Regions from separate parts of the Mus musculus genome. Here all the other regions are linked to region 1. Evidence: chromatin loops called from intact Hi-C (ENCODE). Cell type or tissue: gastrocnemius. All regions are shown on one strand. Links, peaks and the distances in the headings refer to the core of each region. The heading gives the core; the rest is flanking DNA.

Region 1 (5,753 bases), core at 525-5,524:
TTCTCTAGTGATATTCAGGGAAAATATTCTCCTTGATCTAATTTGTTTTTTAACTGCCATGGGTAATTCCTTAATCTAATGGTGATTGCCTTCAGCCTGGTCCTAGAGATCTCTTTAAACTTTGCTCTTCCTTGCTATACCTCCTTCTTGCTAGCTAGCTACCCTCCTCCCTGGTGCTATGGCTTTCAAAGGCAGTGGCTCATTCAAACAATGCAGAATTAACCCACACAGAGCAACTGTGAATCATTTGCAGGCTAAAATGAGCACTGGTTTTGTCTAGGGGTTTGGAAGTGTTAGTTGCTTTAGTAAGTGAAGGCATCTTGATGCTAAACCCATGTCAAGGCTGAAAGCACAGCGTCTCTTTCTTCCCCTGGGAGCAAACAGTCTTCAATGTGTTGAGCTGCTGAAACTGGAAGGAGCCTGATGCCTCCTCTGCAAGCAGCTGGGGGCTTCTCCACCAGGGTGACCTTCTTCAGTCTCTGTCATGCTATGTGACCTGGCAGGGACCTAGCATGGATTGTCCTCAGAAAATGAGTGCTTCTGGATAGAGGAAGACAAGTGTCAAAGCAGGTCCCTGAAGCCCTGTGACTCAGATGTGTGCAAACTAGAAACGCTAACTTTGCTCTGAGGAGATGGCACAAGCATTCAGACGAGAGTTTTGTTCTCAGGATCCATGTTTTAAAAAGCCAATCCCTGGGAGCATAGATGCCCTGCAGGAATGTAAGACTGACACTAGCTAGACTCAGTGTCTCAAGAATCGACTGAGTCCAGACATTCAGAGAATGAGGGAGAGGTGCAAGGGATGTGTCCTGGTTTGAATATGCTTGGCCCAGGGAGTGGCACTATTCGGAGGTGTGGCCTTGGAGTGGGTGTGGCCTTGTTGGAGTGGGTGTGTCACTGTGGGGGTGGGCTTTAAGATCCTCATCCTTGTGCCTGGAAGTTACTATTCTGCTAGCAGTCTTCAGATGAAGATGCAGAACTCTCAGCTCCTCCTGCACCGTGCCTGCCTAGATGCTACCCTGCTCCCACCTTGATGATACTGGACTGAACCTCTGAACCTTTAAGCCAGCCCTAATTAAATGGTGTCCTTTATAAGACTTGCCTCGGTCATGGTGTCTGCTCACAGCAGTAACACTCTAAGACTGGATGGTAGTGAGTGAGACACCAGTCTCAGGCGGTTGACCCCCTGCCTTAGTGTCTTTTCTTTTCTTTCTTTTTTTTTTTTTTTTCTGGTTTTTGGAGACAGGATTTCTCTGTGTAGCCCTGGCTGTCCTGGAACTCACTCTGTAGACCAGGCTGGCCTCGAACTCAGAAATCCACCTGCCTCTGCGTCCCAAGTGCTGGGATTACAGGCGTGTGCCACCACTGCCTGGCCTTTAGTGTCTTTTCTTGTTGCTGTGATAAGATATGCTGACAAAGGATGTTTAGGGGAGGAAAAGTTTATTTTAAGAATCACGTCACCTGACCAGAGTGGGGCAATCCTGAACTTTGGAATGGCTGTCTCTGTCCCTGTGACTCCATACAATCTTCTGGCTGGAAGTGAGATGTGAAGCATTTTCCATCATGTTCTGCCTTCTCTGATGGCCAGCTCTCTGAACAAAGCCTAATGGAAAGCCTCATGATTGTCTCTAATCATTTGCCTTTGTGGTGCAAGCAACATGAGCTCCAGAATTCTGGATCTACTCGTTGGAAGCAATGCTGGGAACAGTTCAGCTAACCTTCACAGCCCCTGGGAGGTGGGTATCAGTGCCAGCTTACAGAGGAAGCCTTCAGGGTCCAGTGCTCAGCACTTCTGGTGCACCCAGGTGGGCAGTCTACTCTCTGGAGGCGTGGCCTGCAGTCCCAGGCTCCACTCACACCCATGCCTGTGGGTAGAAAGTAAAGGACAATCCACATAAAACCTTGTAAATGATGGAGACAGGATATCACCATCTCCTGTGATACAGCTCCTATATACATCTCCATCATTTACAAGCTATCTGATATGAGATTTGCAGTCCTAGAAGACATCAGGCTTCTGGAGAAAGACTTCAAGTTTCTGGTGGTGTGTGTGTGTGTATGTGTGTGTGTGTGTGTGTGTGTGTGTGTGTGTGAGAGAGAGAGAGAGAGAGAGAGAGAGAGAGAGAGAGAGAGAGAGAGAGAGGTGGTGGTAGTTTTAATAGGAATGGCCCCCATAGGTTAATTTATTTGAATGTTTGGTCATTAGGAAATGGTGCTAATGAGATTAGAAGCCTTGGCCTTATTGGAGGAATCATGTCACTGTAGGGCGGGTTATGGGGTTTCAAAAGCCTACACCAGTCCCAGAGTCTCTCTTCTTGCAGATCTGGATGTAGAACTCTCAGCTCCCTCTCTCACATCATGTCTGTTTGCTTGCCACCAGGCTGATGATGGACCAAACCTCTGAAACTGTAATCTAGTCCCAATGAAATGCTTCCCTCAGTGAGAGTTGCCATGATCATGGTGTCTCTTCACAGCAATAGAACACTGACTAAGACAGGGTGGCTGGACTCACAGCTGTCACGGATCCCTGCTGGAATGGAAAGGCCCCTCCCAGCCATGGTTTTCCCCACTTACAGAATGGAGATGGTGTCACAATCTGCAGAGTTGCAGGTCACAGGGCTGATAGTCAATTGTCATCGGTATCAATCTGCAGCCGGTGAACTATTCCGCAGCAGCTGCTGCTGTCTGAGCTTAGCTTCCCTGTCTGTAAAACGCGAGCACAGACCTAGCAGGCTGGGAGTGGGTTGACTCGCAGCTAAAGTGGAGCCTATGATCTCAGCCTCGGATGTCAACATTGGCAGGCTTCTCTGTACTCATGGAGAGAATATGTAGAGGCTCCTGCCAAGAAGGGGGAAAAATTGGATTTGCCCACATGCACCCGGCCCACTGATCTGTCTTCAGAGACAGAATGAGGAAACTACCTCTTTGATCCAACACTATTTTTATCTGCCTCTGAACAGTGCTAATGCTGCATTAAGTGTGCTGTGTGGAGAGGGGCCATCATCAGGCTGAAATGAGGGCGATCATTGTCCTGGTCCTATAAATGGCATATCTTGTCTTTGTGGATGGTGCTGGTGGGGGTCCAGATTTAGGCCACCTGCTGATGGATCTGAGCAACGGCATCCCTGCTCATGTGCCACAGGCACTGTCCAGTTGGGGAAGGAGGCTATGATGGTTTGTGTTAGCTGTCAGCCTGACATAGTCTACAATCACCTGGGAGATGGGCCTCTGAGAACAACTATGAAGGAGTATCTTATACTCATTGCTGAGAGAAGACCCCCTCACTGAGAGTGGAACCATCTCTCTGGGTTGGGTATAAAGAACTATATAAAAATGGAGATTATGAGCTGAGCTGTAGCATTCATTCATTCATTCATTCACTCACTCACTCACTTGTTGCTCTCAGTTCTTGACTGTGGGGGTGACTTGACCAGTAGATTCAAGTTCCTCCCACCTTGAATTCTCAACTGTGGTGGACTTGATTGATTGGGTTATTTTTTACCCTTTGAAACTAAGGCAGAGGCAGGGATGTCTATGGAGGAGGAAGGCCTGGTGGGTATCTGAGCTCTCTAAGGTCTCTTCTCTACTCTCCTGTCCCTAGCTTGGTGACAGGCTTTTCATGCATGCTTGTCACTCCATTATATCTTTTGCCATCAGGATCTGTTTGGGGAAAGGCTGCTGGGCCCCTGCTTATCCAGAGACTTGTGTATTTGTGGGCCACCTGTTTTGGAAAGGGAACAAACAGAAGGGTAGCTGTGTACTGGGCCTTGTGATCAAGGATAAGTACATGGAGAAAAGTGGGAATACATGGCTGTCACTCAAGCTGTGTGCCATTCTGCCAAGTGTGGCAGCTCTCCAGACAGAGATGGCTTAGGATCGAGTGTGACGAGACTGACTGGGTCACAGAGTGCCTGCACACATTAGGCGTGTCTGAGTGGGTGACCCGCCTTTGAACCAGGGAGTTGGACAGAGCAACTGAGTTCTCAGTGTGGGTGGACCTCATCCAATCAGCCAAAGGTCTCAAGAGAATGGAGTCTGAACAATGGGACATGGCCTGACTGCCTTGGCCCAACACTGGTCTTCTTGACTGGACTCAGATGCTAGTTTTCCTGGGTCTTGAGCCCACTGCCTTTGTGCTGGAGAGACAGTGTTGTCTCTCTCTGTTCTTATACATTTAGACAAGGATAGAATTCACACCAGCTGCTGTCCTGGTTCTCCAGCTTGCCAGTTGTTGTGGATAGCCCTGGGGCTAATTATATTTGATGTTAAATCTGTTCTCCTGTGAGGGGTTTCGAACAAGGAATGAGTCAGCACTCAGGTGATTTCCTGTAAACCTGCTTCCCACCTTAATTTGTAAAATAAAGGAAAGCTGATGATTGGGCAGATAAAAGAGAAGGTGGAGCAGAAGGGGAGAAAGAAGGAGAAAATGGAAGAGGGAGAGAGGATGCAGAGGAGGAGGGGGAAGAAGAAGAAAGAAGAAGGAGAAGAAGACGAAGAAGAAGAAGAAGAAGAAGAAGAAGAAGAAGAAGAAGAAGAAGAAGAAGAAGAAGAAGAAGAAGAAGAAGAAGATTCATCCATGACCAAAAGTGGCTTGGGGGAGGGAAGGATTTATTTGGCTTAAAGATCATGAGTCACAGTCCATTGAGGGAAGCCAAGGCAGGAACTCAGAACAAGAATCTGGAGGCAGGAGCTGATGCAGAGGTCGTGGAGAGGTGCTACTTACTGGCTTGTTCCCCATAACTCACTCAGCCTGTTTTCTTATAGAACCCAGAACCATCATTGGAGAGATGACCCCACCCACAGTAGACTGGACCCATAATTTAAAAATTGAGCTACAGGTTTGCCTACAGCCAGATCTTAGGGAGTCATTTTCTCAGTTGAGATTCTTTTTTTCTCAGATGACTCCAGCGTGTGCCAAGCTGACATAAAACTAGCCATCAGATGAGCCATTCTACCATTCCTGAACTGGGTCTTGAAAGAGGGCTTGGCACACTATGGAATATAGAAACACTCTTGTAGGGATAAGACAACAGCTTTCACTATCCCGAGGGGCCATATTTTGATCAGGGAAGGAGACAAAAAGGATGTGGGTAGAGCCTAAGAGGGAGGTAGGTGTGGTGCTCTAAGCTGGACAGATGTCTGTCTGATGTCTTAGCTGGACAGGGCTGTTGACAATGCAGTGGGTTGTGTGGTGTGTGTGTGTGTGTGTGTGTGTGTGTGCATGTGTATTGGGAAAGAGGCAAGCAAACATGCTTCACCATTCTTGAGGAGAGGACAGACTGAACATTGAATGGAATAGTTTTTACTTGGTTACAGATGTTTATATTCTACAGTTTTTTCCCCTCTAAGGCTAAGACAGTTCACTTTGTCAAGTTCTTATATAAAAACCAAAGAGGGGCTGGGAATACAGCTCGGTTACTACAATGTTTGTCTAGCATGCATGAAGCCAAGAGTTAGATTCCCAACTCACCAAAAGTTTATACAATTTATAAGATTTTCTTCTTCTAACTACTATGCTTGTGCCACCTTATGCCAGTGGGGTTATACCACAGGGCACACACGTGCATAAGCATACGCATTGTGAAGATAACATGAAAAAATTATCAGTGTATCTAGGCATGTTGGTACACTTGTGCAATCCCAGAACTCAAGAGATTGAAACTGATAGTAAGTTCTAACTAGCCCAGGCTACCCTATTAGAGATCTTCCTGTATCAAAAACAAACAAACAAACAAAACCAAACACTGGGGTGG
Region 2 (5,753 bases), core at 408-5,407, 250 kb before region 1:
TGAGCAGCAGTTTTAAAATATTTTTAAGCTTGTGTGTATATGTGTGCGTTGTGAGCCTGTGTGAGTTTATGTGTACTGTGTGTATAGGTACAACCAGAGGAGGGTAGATCCCCTGTACTGCAGTTACAAGCAATTGCAAGCCCCCTGATATGAGTGCTGGGTCCTTTGCCAGAGGAGGCACTGTTAAGCCAACAAAGAACCAACACATCCAACCAATACAATACAAAGATGGGTTGATGCATGCTGGGAAATAGGGGTAGACATGTGTTAAAGGTGCATTTTCTGTACGTAAATCATTAAGTTTCATATGCAGTGTTCATTGGCTCTGTTCGGTGTCGCCAGTGCACGGTTCGATTGTTGTGTAGAACTAAGGCTGCAGTGAGCAGAGGCCATGTCACCAGAGATATCCTGAATTCATCACACTGGTTTGAGAATGCCTTATAGGAGTTAGCTTTCCTCTCAGAAATTGAACTCAAGTCATTAGGCCTAACGGCAGCTCTGTGATAGCTTTTCTTTTTAACACCCATTTGATTCAAACAGGAGGCTCTGACTAGAGGTCTGCCCTCTAGGGTTGCCTGTTAAGGTCAAATTAATCCCTCAGCCACTTCTCTCTTGGGCTCACACTCCAGACCACCGACCATATCACCCTTGAGCCTCGTCTGGACACAGAATGGCAACTAATGTCCTGTGTTTGCTGAAACCATTCAAATGATGTCAGGTTAAACCTGCCCACCCTGCCTCACCTCCTCCTTCCCGTGAGCCTCAGTGGAGAGGTCACCCCGTTTCCTGCCGCTTAGTCAGCTGTTCCTCCCAGAACAGTAATACAAAACTAGATTCTCTGTCTCTGTGTCTCCCCATCCCACCCCAGACTAACCTCAGAGTCTCTGTCGCCCGGATGGCCTTAAACTCCTAATCTTGTCCCCTTACTCCTCAAGTGCTGGAACCCAGGGCTCCACACATGCTAAGCAAGCTCTCCACCAACCTTAGTTCTCCCCAGGACCCACACCCATCACTAATCCTGGTTTTGCTTTTTCTGGGGTTTCCCCCCACAGTGCTGGGACTTGAACTCAGAACCTCTGCCATGCCGAGAACATGCCCTGCCATGACCTATGCCCCCAGCACACTGTCTTTTTAGAAACATATAAAGAAGGTCATAGCCACACACTAACACTTTTCTCATCGCTGCAACAAATGACAAGAGCCACCTAAGGTTTTACTTTGGCTCCCAGTTGTGCATCCACGGTAGGCAGTGAGGTTGTGCAGACAGGAGCTTGCCGCAGCTAGTTACATTGTAGTTTGGTAGAGTATGTCATACTGAGTGCCTCTTCACATAGTGCATCTTACTCTAATCATATTTACGCGCAACTATATACAGGCAGAAGATGGTAAAGGTCTACCTCCAAGGTCTCTCAACAGACACAATGTGCCTCCGCGTGTATACCCCAGAAACCGGCGCTTCTCTTCTTCCTACTGGATACATTGGGAGGAAAGTTAAGTAGAAACGGTCTAATGTGATTGTCATTAGGAGTGAGAAATCTGTACTACTCTTCAGAGAGTACACACAGTGCTTGGAAGGCAGGGGTTTGAGGAGGTTCTGAGGAAGCCAGATCCACTGTTTGGAGAGGGATGAGTGTGCACGTAGTCAGTGCAGAAGGCAGTAGGCTACTGTGCATTGTCAGAAGGGGAGTGGGTCTCACTCAGTCCAAGTGAAGCTGGGTTACTTAGTCTCTGTGTGTCCTCGTGGTAGGTCTCTTCCCTCAGTTTCCTCAGCAACTGGATCTTCAGGATACTGAAGTGCCTGGATGGCAACATCAAATTCTTCTCCAATGAATCAAAGAAAAAAAATCAAAAGGGAAATTTGGAAATACTGTGGTATATTTAAAGTGAAAATACACCACGTGAAACTCCTGAAATGTAACTGGGAAATGTCTAGCTGTTAATGGCCATGTTATAAACCAAGAGGGCTGTGAGCATCTGCGTGGTAGAGCATAAGTCTCTGAAGTCAGTCCTCAGCATGGAAGAGAAAGCCTCAAGTTCACTGCCAACTGAATGTCTTAATGAAATGCAAGAGTGTGCTAATTATTAAATGACAAAAGGGAAGGATAAGTATCAATGAAACTGAAATTACTTCCTAGAAAATGTCAAAATTGAGAAGCCTTCAGTAGACTGATTGGAGGGGGGGTGACGAGAGAGGGAGGGAGGGAGGGAGAGGGAGAGAGAGGGAGAGGGAGAGGGAGAGGGAGAGGGGGAGGGGGAGGGGGAGAGGGAGAGAGAGAGAGAGAGAGAGAGAGAGAGAGAGAGAGAGAGAGAGAGAGAGAGAGAATGAAAATATTCAAATAATCAAAAGTAGAAAAAGTTATTACTACCTATTCCTCAAAGAGCTATGGTAGTGGATGCATTGCAGTACCGGTGAAAGCCACAAGAGGGCATCAGCTCCCCTGAAGCCAGCGCTATAACGAGTAGCTCTGCTACTGTGCAGTGTAGATGCTGGGACCAGAACTCTAGTCCTGTGGAAGTTGCAGCAAGTGCTCTTCACTGAGCCACTCTCCAGCCCCTGCCACCTGCTTTTGGAAGAAGTATATACATTGACAATTGCAGGGCCTGTAAATGTGAAAACTATCAAAACTGACACAAAGAGACAAAAATAAAATCATGCAGGACCTAGAACAAAGAAGGAGATTGAAGCAGTGCTTATAATAATGCAAAAACCCACAACAAAGGGAATGCCTTTGCAGAGGTTAATTTTGTCAACTTGATTAAGAAGTATGCAGGAGGGTCCATGAGTTGGCTCAGTGAGGGACACACTGTTAGGCGAGCCTGACTCCTGAGTTTGATCCCTGGAACCCATGGAAAGATGAAAGACCCTTTCCTTTATGAACCGCTTCATAAAGCTGTTCTCTGATGCCCCTTTCCCTGCAACACCCTTGAGTCTCTATATGTGCACATGTGCAAACACACACACACACATGCACACATTTTTAAAAAGCACCTAGTATGTGGTGAGTTTTAATAGTCTACTTGACACAACCAGGAATACCTGGGAGGGGCTTCTCAAGGGATTCTGGGGGATTACGTAGCTTACATTAGCCGGTGGGCATGCTTGTGAGGGAGTTTCTTAATTCAGTGAACTGAGGTGGGAAGGCCACCCTGAATGTGGGGGACAACTACAAAAATATTAATTTCAGGGCTGAGGTGGAGGCCCTTCACTGAATGAGACAGAGTGAGCTCAGAACAAGCATGGGTGAATTACTCTCTCCCCCTGCCACCTCGATGGGCTGTGACCTGGGGTTTTGAGCCAAATCAACATTTTCTTCCTTAAGTTGCTTTTGACAGGGTGTCTTTATCACAGCAACAGGAAAAGAAACCAAGACTCCTGGGAGATTAGAGAAGCACAGATTTCCGTTCACTGGTGAATGCAGAAGTTGGGGCCTGTTGGAGGAAGGTCACTAGAGGTACATCCTTGGCTATATCTTCCCATGACCCCTTTTGATTCTCCTCTGTTTTTTCTTGGTAAGAAACAGAGAATCAGAAAGTAAACTCTGAAATTCATAATTAGTTGACATGTGTTTTGTGTGTGGGTACGCGTATGTGTGGGAGTGCATTGTCTCATGGTCTGTGTGTCACCAGGACAACTTGTGGGAATCAATTCTCCCCTGATATGGGCTCTGGGCTTTAAAGTCCAGTTGTCAGGCTGCTGTGTGACAGACTTTTCCTGGGGAGGCACAACATATGCACATCCACCCATCCCAGAAAGGGAGCCAACAACAACAACAACAACAACAACAACGGCAAAACCCAAAGACATAAAGTACACACCAAAGGGCATCAACTCAGAGTGACAACTGGATCAGAAGAAACACTTATGGTCCTGTAGGTGATACAGCTGTCCAGGCTGATGTCCCTTCTTTGCCGTTACTGTTGTGTGCACATGTGGTGAGTGTGTGAACACAGGCACGCGGTGCCACCCACGGGAGGGGAAGTGTGTGGAGAGCAGCTGTCTGAAGCGGTTCTTTCCTTCCACGGCGACATCAGGGAGCAGTCAGCTTTTCATTCTTGTCCAGGAAGCCCTTCACCTGCTGAGGATCCAGCTGCTCCTCCTTGTAGGCGTCCACCATTGCCCCCTACTAGAACTTAGTGTAATGCAGACAACTACCAAAATAATAAATTAGAGGTCTGGAGAGCCAGCTCAGTGGTTTAGAGTGCTGGCTACCCTCCCAGAGGACTAGGGTTCAAATCCCAGCACCCACGTGGTGGCTCACCACCGCCTGCAACTTCAGTTCCAGGGGATCAAACACCCTCTCTGGCATTCGTGGACACTGCACACAAGTAGTACACAGGCATACCTGCAAACAGAAGATTCATAACGTAAGATAAGAACTTAAGAAATCAATTTAAAATTGAAGTGACATTTCTGTGAGGGGTAGCGTGTGTGTCCCTGCCATTCATCCCGGCATGCATGTGAAGGTCAGAGAACAGCTTGCCAAAGCTGGCTCTTTAGCTTCTTTATGTGGCTCTCAGGAATTGAACTCAGGGTTGTCAGACCTGGTAGCAAGTACTGGCTGAGCCCTGTCACAAACTCACATAGACAGACAGACAGACAGACAAACAAACAAACAAACAAGCTCCTATTTGTCTTGAGTTCTGTGTGAGGCTATCTTTCCCTGATATCTCCTTATCCCCACTCCCACTCAGCTCACTGAGCCCTAAAGTGTGTCCCCAAGGCCCCTCCTAAGGTCCATGTCTCCTACTGGTACTTAGAGATGTCTCCATCGTTTCCATGGTCCCAGCCCACTGCCTCAGTGCAGCTGGCAGCTTCCAGCATCCTACTGACCACGGACCACAAGGCAAGGGCGGACCACATCTGCGGCCAGGCATGGTCTCACCCAGCATTGTTTTTTGCCAGGTTACCTTGGAGTCTGTCTGGCCTGCTCCTCATTTCACAGTGGGTTCTACCCTCTGGGTTTTATTGCTGATTGCAGATCACCCTGGCAGCCACTGAGGCCCAGAGGGCACTTCTTTCCTCCCCAGCCCCAGGTCTTTTGCAGTCTCCATTTGGCTGACTGCTACCTCTATGGGTCGATTTGGCTCCGCTCTGTCTGGAAGTATTCTTGTTCAGAGATCCTTCATGCGTCAGGTATCTTAGTTCTCTTTCAGCTATGCCCAAGCTTTCTCCCGCACCTAATGCAACAATGTTATTAGCTTATCAGTGTTCACTAAGTACAGTGGACCAAACTACTTAACATATGAGCCTGGTCGCTTTCTGGGTCCTAAAGCCTGACATTTTCTGAGATACTAGATAGTGACAGTGAGAGTGGGGTACCCGGCTCCCATCCCTAGTGGGACTCGCCCTTTCCCCAGCACATATAAAAAGCAATATTTGTGTTCAGGACTGGGTGCATACCTGTGGCTAGGCCATCCCTGTTGGAGAAGCGGGAATCACACAGGCAGACAGCTATGGTGCAACTCCCTGCCTCACCATGCTAGAACTAGCAAAGGAAATTCACTCGAGATTCTTTTTAGACTTAAGCAGTGCTGATGGGTCCTGAAGTTTAGCTGAGCCAGTGGAAGAGACAGGGGCAAGTGACTGTATTGTGGGCATTGCACTGAGCTGTGCTGAGTGCCCAGAGCACACAGGGTCCTGGCAACTAGAAACGGCCTTAGCCTAAGTCTTACCTTGGCTGGATGTGGATGCTCTGGCAAGGGTCCTGTTAAAATTTGACACCTGTTAAATTTGAAGGTGCTATGCTTACACT
Region 3 (5,753 bases), core at 408-5,407, 68 kb before region 1:
TCCACTCTCAACATTGCTTTAAAAGTCCAGATCTAGTTATTTATTTTATATATGTGAGCGCACTGTATGCTGTCTTCAGACACACCAGAAGAGGGTACGGGATCCCATTATAGATGGTTGTGAGCCACCATGTGGTTGCTGGGAATTGAACTCAGGACCTCAGGAAGAGCAGTCAGTGCTCTTAACCACTGAGCCACGTCTCCAGCCCTGTCAGAGGCCTCTTTAACCACAGAGGAAGATTCCCATCTCTCTTACTCATGTATCTTTCGTGATTAAAGCAAGATCTGCGTGGAGGAGACTGTCATTTTTTGTTACCCATTTAGGGTGAACCCTGGCCCTCAAATTGAATCACATTTGTAGGAGCTTTGATTAGCCATTGCCTATTAGGAACAGACAGTCCCTTGGGCCTTTCCCTTTCCCATGTTGTAAGCTTAGCTGGGTGGGGTCTTACCCTGAGATCACCCTTCCTTTGATTTCAATGAAGAGCAGGATTCTCCTTACTATGTCTCTCAGCACTAGACTTAACTGCAAGATTGTTTCCTTCTACTTCTGTCTCTGGGCACAAAACTTGCAGCAAAATTGTTTCTGCTCTTTTGCTCTTCAAATGGAACATTTTGTATTTCTTTTTGTCCTACACTTACTATTTTTTTTCATTGTAGAAATGCATAAGAGGCCGGGTGCCTTTAATCCCAGCACTTGGGAGGCAGAGGCAGGCCGATTTCTGAGTTCGAGGCCAGCCTGGTCTACAGAGTGAGTTCCAGGACAGCCAGGGCTACACAGAGAAACCCTATCTAGAAAGAAAGAAAGAGAGAGAGAGAGAGAGAGAGAGAGAGAGAGAGAGAGCAATGCATAAGAGTGATTAGTAAAGATCACAAGACGGAGCCAATATTAGGTGCCTTGAAATCTCCTCCACCAAAGAAATTAGTCCATAACTTTTTGGCCTTCAGCAAATTCTTAGGATAGGGATAGAAGACAGCCAAGTTTTCTCCTAAAATATCACATGAATGGGCTCTCGGCCAGTTACTGTTAAAGCCCCCACTTCCCTCTTATCTTCTGCTCATCTTGGTTGCCAACCTGACTACATTTGGAATCAACTAAAAGCCAAGCAGCTTTGCACACCTGCAAAGGATTTTCTTGATTGGATCATTTGAGGTGAGAAGATGCACCTTAAATCTGGGCCATGCCTTCTGGTGGCAGCCTACAAGAAAGGACGTGGGGGAAGGAAGCGTTTGCGTTGTCTGCTTGCCTTCACTTTCCCTGGCAAGTTCACCTATCCTGTCACTGAGGCATTTCTTTGCTGGTGTTAGAAACTACTTTGTTGAGATGCCAATGTATGTAGTTTGAAGACCAGCTGGAATCCTCTGGGGACCTCCAGCACCAGATTGGGACTGCTGAGACATCCCGTCTTGTGGACTGAACAACTACCAGGGGATTCTTGGCCTTTCCATTGCGAGACAGCCTGACAACCCTGGCTAGGCCTGATCATGTAGCTGTGATCAGATGGTCATCTGGGAGTGTGTTGTTCTTTAGGGGCCCCCTTTTCAAGTCTGAAAGAATGTCAGTCCATTGACTGGGAGGAAGGACTCGGGGTTGTGAGTCTCCCTTCCCAGGGGCAACCAGGTTTGTTCCTATGTCAGTGGCATAACAGGCTCTGTGTGTGTGTGTGTGTGTGTGTGCTTGTGTACATGTATTATGTTAGAGATCACGCCTCATCCCTTCTTAAGCATTGATGTTTAAAAGTAAATGTTTGTATCAGTTAGATTCTTGTTGGTAGTATTCACTGTGACTGCTTACTTCCATCTCTTGAACTATTATACAATGCTGCCATGTATGTCTTCATTAATGGATTTTAAGCATTGTTTATTGACTGCAGTGAGAACTGGTGATTGAGCCCTCCATGAACTTCCTTCCCTTGGCTCTTCCTCCACCCCCAGCAGACTTTTATCACGACTTTTGGTTAAATCGATAGGCAGTGTTTGTGTCATTAGGACGGTAGATTATGCTTCCTGCAAAGTGAAGTAGAGCATGATGATGTTTCTTTCCTGGAGTTAATGCCCACATGTTTCCCCTTTATTGAGATTTCTGTGTCCCTGTCTCTGCTCCTTTTCTAAGTGCCACATTAGATCAGTTAAATGTGAATTCATATTACTTCCCAAGTAGCTAAATCACTGTTCTATCAATTTCCCCTTTTCCCGGAACACTTGGGTTCCTGGCTGTGGGTGGCTCCTCCTGCCCTGACCCTCACCCTTGGCCTTGCCTCCGAGCTCCTCTTAGCCTGTTGCAGCAGATTGTAATGATTCTGGGCCCCTTCCTTAGTTCATACCATTGTTTTACTGAATCATATCTTCTAGTATCTCTCTAAGAACATGCTCACTACAGTAATTTCTTTTTTGGTGGGGAGGTCCTTAAACATCTATATGTTCCTCTTAAATGAACTCTGAGACATAGGCTTGAATAAATGTGATCCATTAAAAAAAATCCCCTAAAGGAGTAGGATGGCAGGATTGGAATGGTAGGAAGTCAAAGGACTTTACCTGCTGCAGGTGAAGTGTCAGTCTCAGGCTGGTCAGAACTGACACAAGATTGTGGAGCTTCCATGCTGATGTCCTGGCCGCTCACTAGCTACAGGTCCCTTAGGATTAAGAGTGTGTACACCAGGAGAGAGTTATCTGAGGACCATTTTGGGCATGAGACTTTACAAGCAGGCACTACAGCTGGTGGCTTGGGGTTGGGAGAAGCTGTCTTGAAGACCCTGGGCCAGTGGGTTCTGTGTTCAACACAGGATAATAATTATTGGAGGGGTTATAAACAGACAGTTTCTAACTAGGGCATTATGATGGTTAATCTTCTCCACTTGATGGGATTTAGAATTATAATGGAAAACAGATCTCTGGGCATATCTGTTAGGGGTTTTCTAGATTAGGTTAATTGAAGTAGCAAGACCCACAGGATGAGGTCCTGATGGAATAAAAGGAGACAATGATCTGAGCAACATCATTTATCTCTGCTTCCTACCTGTGGATGTGATGTGAGCAGCTGCCTCACCCTCCTGCTGCTTTGCCTTCCATGCCATGATGGACTGTACCCATCAAACTGTGAGCCAGTGTCAGGATGGACTGTACCCATCAAGCCATGAGCCAAAATAAATCCTACCTTCATTAAGTTGCTTTGGTTAGGAATTTTGTCACAGCTACAAGTAAGCCTTTCGGGGACTTTCAGAATGACACAGAACTACCCTGGATTAAGGGTGCGGGGGTAGGGTAGGAGAACTGCAATGGTGGGATGAGGTAGGAGGGTAGGAAAGCTGCTCCCATGGAATTCTAGACTGTGGCCTTCAGCAGTTCCAGTCTCCTGGAAGTGGGAGGTTGGGCCCTTTAAGCTTCTATATAGATATAGCATAACCTAGAAAGAAGCCCTCTCCCCACTTGTCTCTGCTTGAATCACAGAAGGAAGCTGTAATCCAGAGAGAATCTTGGGCTGGTTAAAGAATGTGACATCTTATGACGCTGGGCTTCCAGCAGCTTTGCAGACTGCTTCCCATTTGTAGAATCTGAAGCACATGAGTCCCAGAGTATGAATCTTTTGAACAGACAGAGAGTAATAGTAGTTGGGAGAGTAAAGCAAACATCCTATAGCTGTGTATGGAATTCTACATTCGACGTGGACTTTTTTTTTTCTGAGAATAAATGAATGAATTTATGTACACATGTAGCATATGCATACACACTTGGAGGCCAGAGAAGGAAGACAGTTTGCCTTGTTCTACCATGCTTGCTTTATTCTCTTTAGAAACAGTTTCTTTTGTGACAAAGGCTTGGTCCCCAGCTAGTAATTAGAGGTCATTGACAATGTCCCTTGAAGGACATATTGGGACCCAGCTTCCCTCTCTCTTTCTCCCTGGATTCTATTATATAAGTGGTTTGCTCTCTACCTCTAACAGTGAGGCTCTGCTTTGTCACAGGCCTAACGTGATGGGGACAAGAGACCAAGGTACGATCAACTGAAGCCAGTATAGTGAGTCAGAATCAATCTTTTCTCCTTTGAGCTGCAGTACAGAATATTTGAACCTGTTTCTAGTTGTGGTGTGGCTCAGCCCTTAGCACATACCTTTAATTCCTCTGGTGGGAATATGAACATGTCCTTAGTACTCACCTTTAATCTCAAACAATGAAGGTCAAGCTGTAGAAGGAAGCATCCATGTATGAAAGCGATGTCTAATTGAGTAGCAGGCAAAGTGACAAATCAGAGAAAGATTTGGTGGGATAGGATCTGCCCAACTCTCATGAGAACAGAGAGGAAAGGGAAGCTACTTAAGGGGGAGACAGACAGCACAGGGGGAAGAGAGTGCAGTACAGGATACAGTAGAGTTCAAGGAGAGCAGAGAGTGGTGCAGTAGAGTTGAGAGGGAGAGTGGAGCAGCTCAGAGAGCGAGAAGGAGGCAGTGTTACCGGGAGAGCTTTACAGAGAGAAGACGCTAGACACAGGTAAAGATAAAACAAGCAAGAGAATAATGAGAATGAGTCAGACGATTAGAAAAGATATAGTCAGTTTGAGGCCATTTTGAGCAATTCATGGGAAACTAAGAGAAGCCAGATTGAACCAGTCATCTTGGAGAGGAGTTTGAGCCAGAACAGCTGAATAGACCAGCCAGGCAGAGCTCAGCAAGAACAAGAAAGGGCGAGCTTACTCAGCAGCAAGCCTCAGAGGCTGAGAATATTCCAGGCCTAGATTAGATTGTACAGAGGTAAGACACTTCCAGGGCTAAACCTAGGTTAGCAGACTGAGGCATTAAGCCTTGGAGATGAAAATTATAACAGGAATATAAAAGTTGCTTTCAGAAAGCTGGGTTTGTTGTTGTTGTTTTTTTGGGGGGAGAGGGTGAGGGGGTGGTTGTTGTCACAGCAACTGAAAGCTGACTAATATAGCTGTCACTTTAGCAGTGTACTGCAAGAGACCTGACAAGGGCAGTCAACCTTCCCTGCCTACCTACAAGTCAGGGAAGAAATGTGTGCCTCTAGGAAGAAGGCATCTGCCATCGGATCTGCCCAAGTGGCCTTTGCCATCGGATATGCTCTGCATTCTTGGCTATTTCTGTGTGAGGTTTGCTGTCCTCCCTAGGCATTTACAGGGCACAAGTTACTTATGTCTGCGGAAAGGGTAACAGATGCCAAATGAGACCACAGGCCCCTTCTCATCTTATGCTCTGTTAGGGTCTGCAGGTCTTAGCTGGATGCTGCCAGGACAGGTGGTATAAAATGAATGCCCATCGATTCGATAGGCCCTTTCTCTAGTACGGTCTGCTGATCTTGGGTCGAGGCTATCAGGGGCAGGTTATGTGCAGGACACATTACAGTCATGGGAAAGATACCCTTGGGGATATGGAATGTGGGGACAGCTCAGCAGCTGCACAAGCATGAACATCTGAGTGTGTGATCTCCAGGACTCATGCCAAGAGCCAAGCGTGTGCTGCACGTTGGTAATCCCAGTGCTAGGAGGTCAGTGACAGACATGTCTATCCCGGGGCTGCTGACGAGCTAGTCTAGCCAAATCCAGGTGAAAGGGAGGGAACTTATACTGAGAAACACTGTGGTCTTAAGGAAGATACTTAAGGTTAACTGTGGGCCTCCATAGTATGTACATATATTCAAATACATGTATATGTACACACACACACACACACACATACACACACATATGCAGAGGATAACATTGGAGTTTGAGCCTTCATGGGGATGGCTGTAACAACCCAATGT

Evidence for each region. Hi-C counts contacts between places; a loop is a spot of excess contacts. Peaks named below come from ENCODE experiments on the same cell type or tissue, not always from the same donor. Only the 100,000 strongest peaks of a DNase experiment are listed, where the experiment ranks them.
Region 2: it touches region 1 in a loop (2.5-fold over the local background); 2 of 42 quality-filtered maps call a loop at or near these places.
Region 3: it touches region 1 in a loop (2.4-fold over the local background); 6 of 42 quality-filtered maps call a loop at or near these places.

Annotation. Positions count from the first base shown.
Region 1 is chr1:35,876,794-35,882,546 of GRCm38, reverse strand. 1110002O04Rik (a long non-coding RNA gene) reads right to left here. Exons shown (of 4, transcript XR_373312.4): 2 at 2,575-2,838; 3 at 1,719-1,865; 4 at 1,382-1,603. Among named protein-coding and RNA genes, the nearest start is that of 1110002O04Rik, 9.7 kb to the right of the region's middle. In gastrocnemius, for the core only: a CTCF peak has its summit at 3,109; DNase peaks (open chromatin) are centred at 2,781, 3,054 and 3,867; H3K4me3 peaks cover 881 bases; H3K27ac peaks cover 1,143 bases.
Region 2 is chr1:36,131,477-36,137,229 of GRCm38, reverse strand. It overlaps Gm33280 (a long non-coding RNA gene), which reads right to left and starts at 5,245. Exons shown (of 3, transcript XR_003948643.1): 1 at 4,909-5,245; 2 at 2,367-4,343; 3 at 9-1,818. In gastrocnemius, for the core only: a CTCF peak has its summit at 2,424 (motif pointing right); a DNase peak (open chromatin) is centred at 2,428.
Region 3 is chr1:35,944,689-35,950,441 of GRCm38, reverse strand. All of the region lies in intron 1 of Gm33176 (a long non-coding RNA gene), which reads right to left. Among named protein-coding and RNA genes, the nearest start is that of Gm33176, 5.6 kb to the right of the region's middle. In gastrocnemius, for the core only: no CTCF peak of the experiment used is centred there; no DNase peak of the experiment used is centred there; H3K27ac peaks cover 1,131 bases.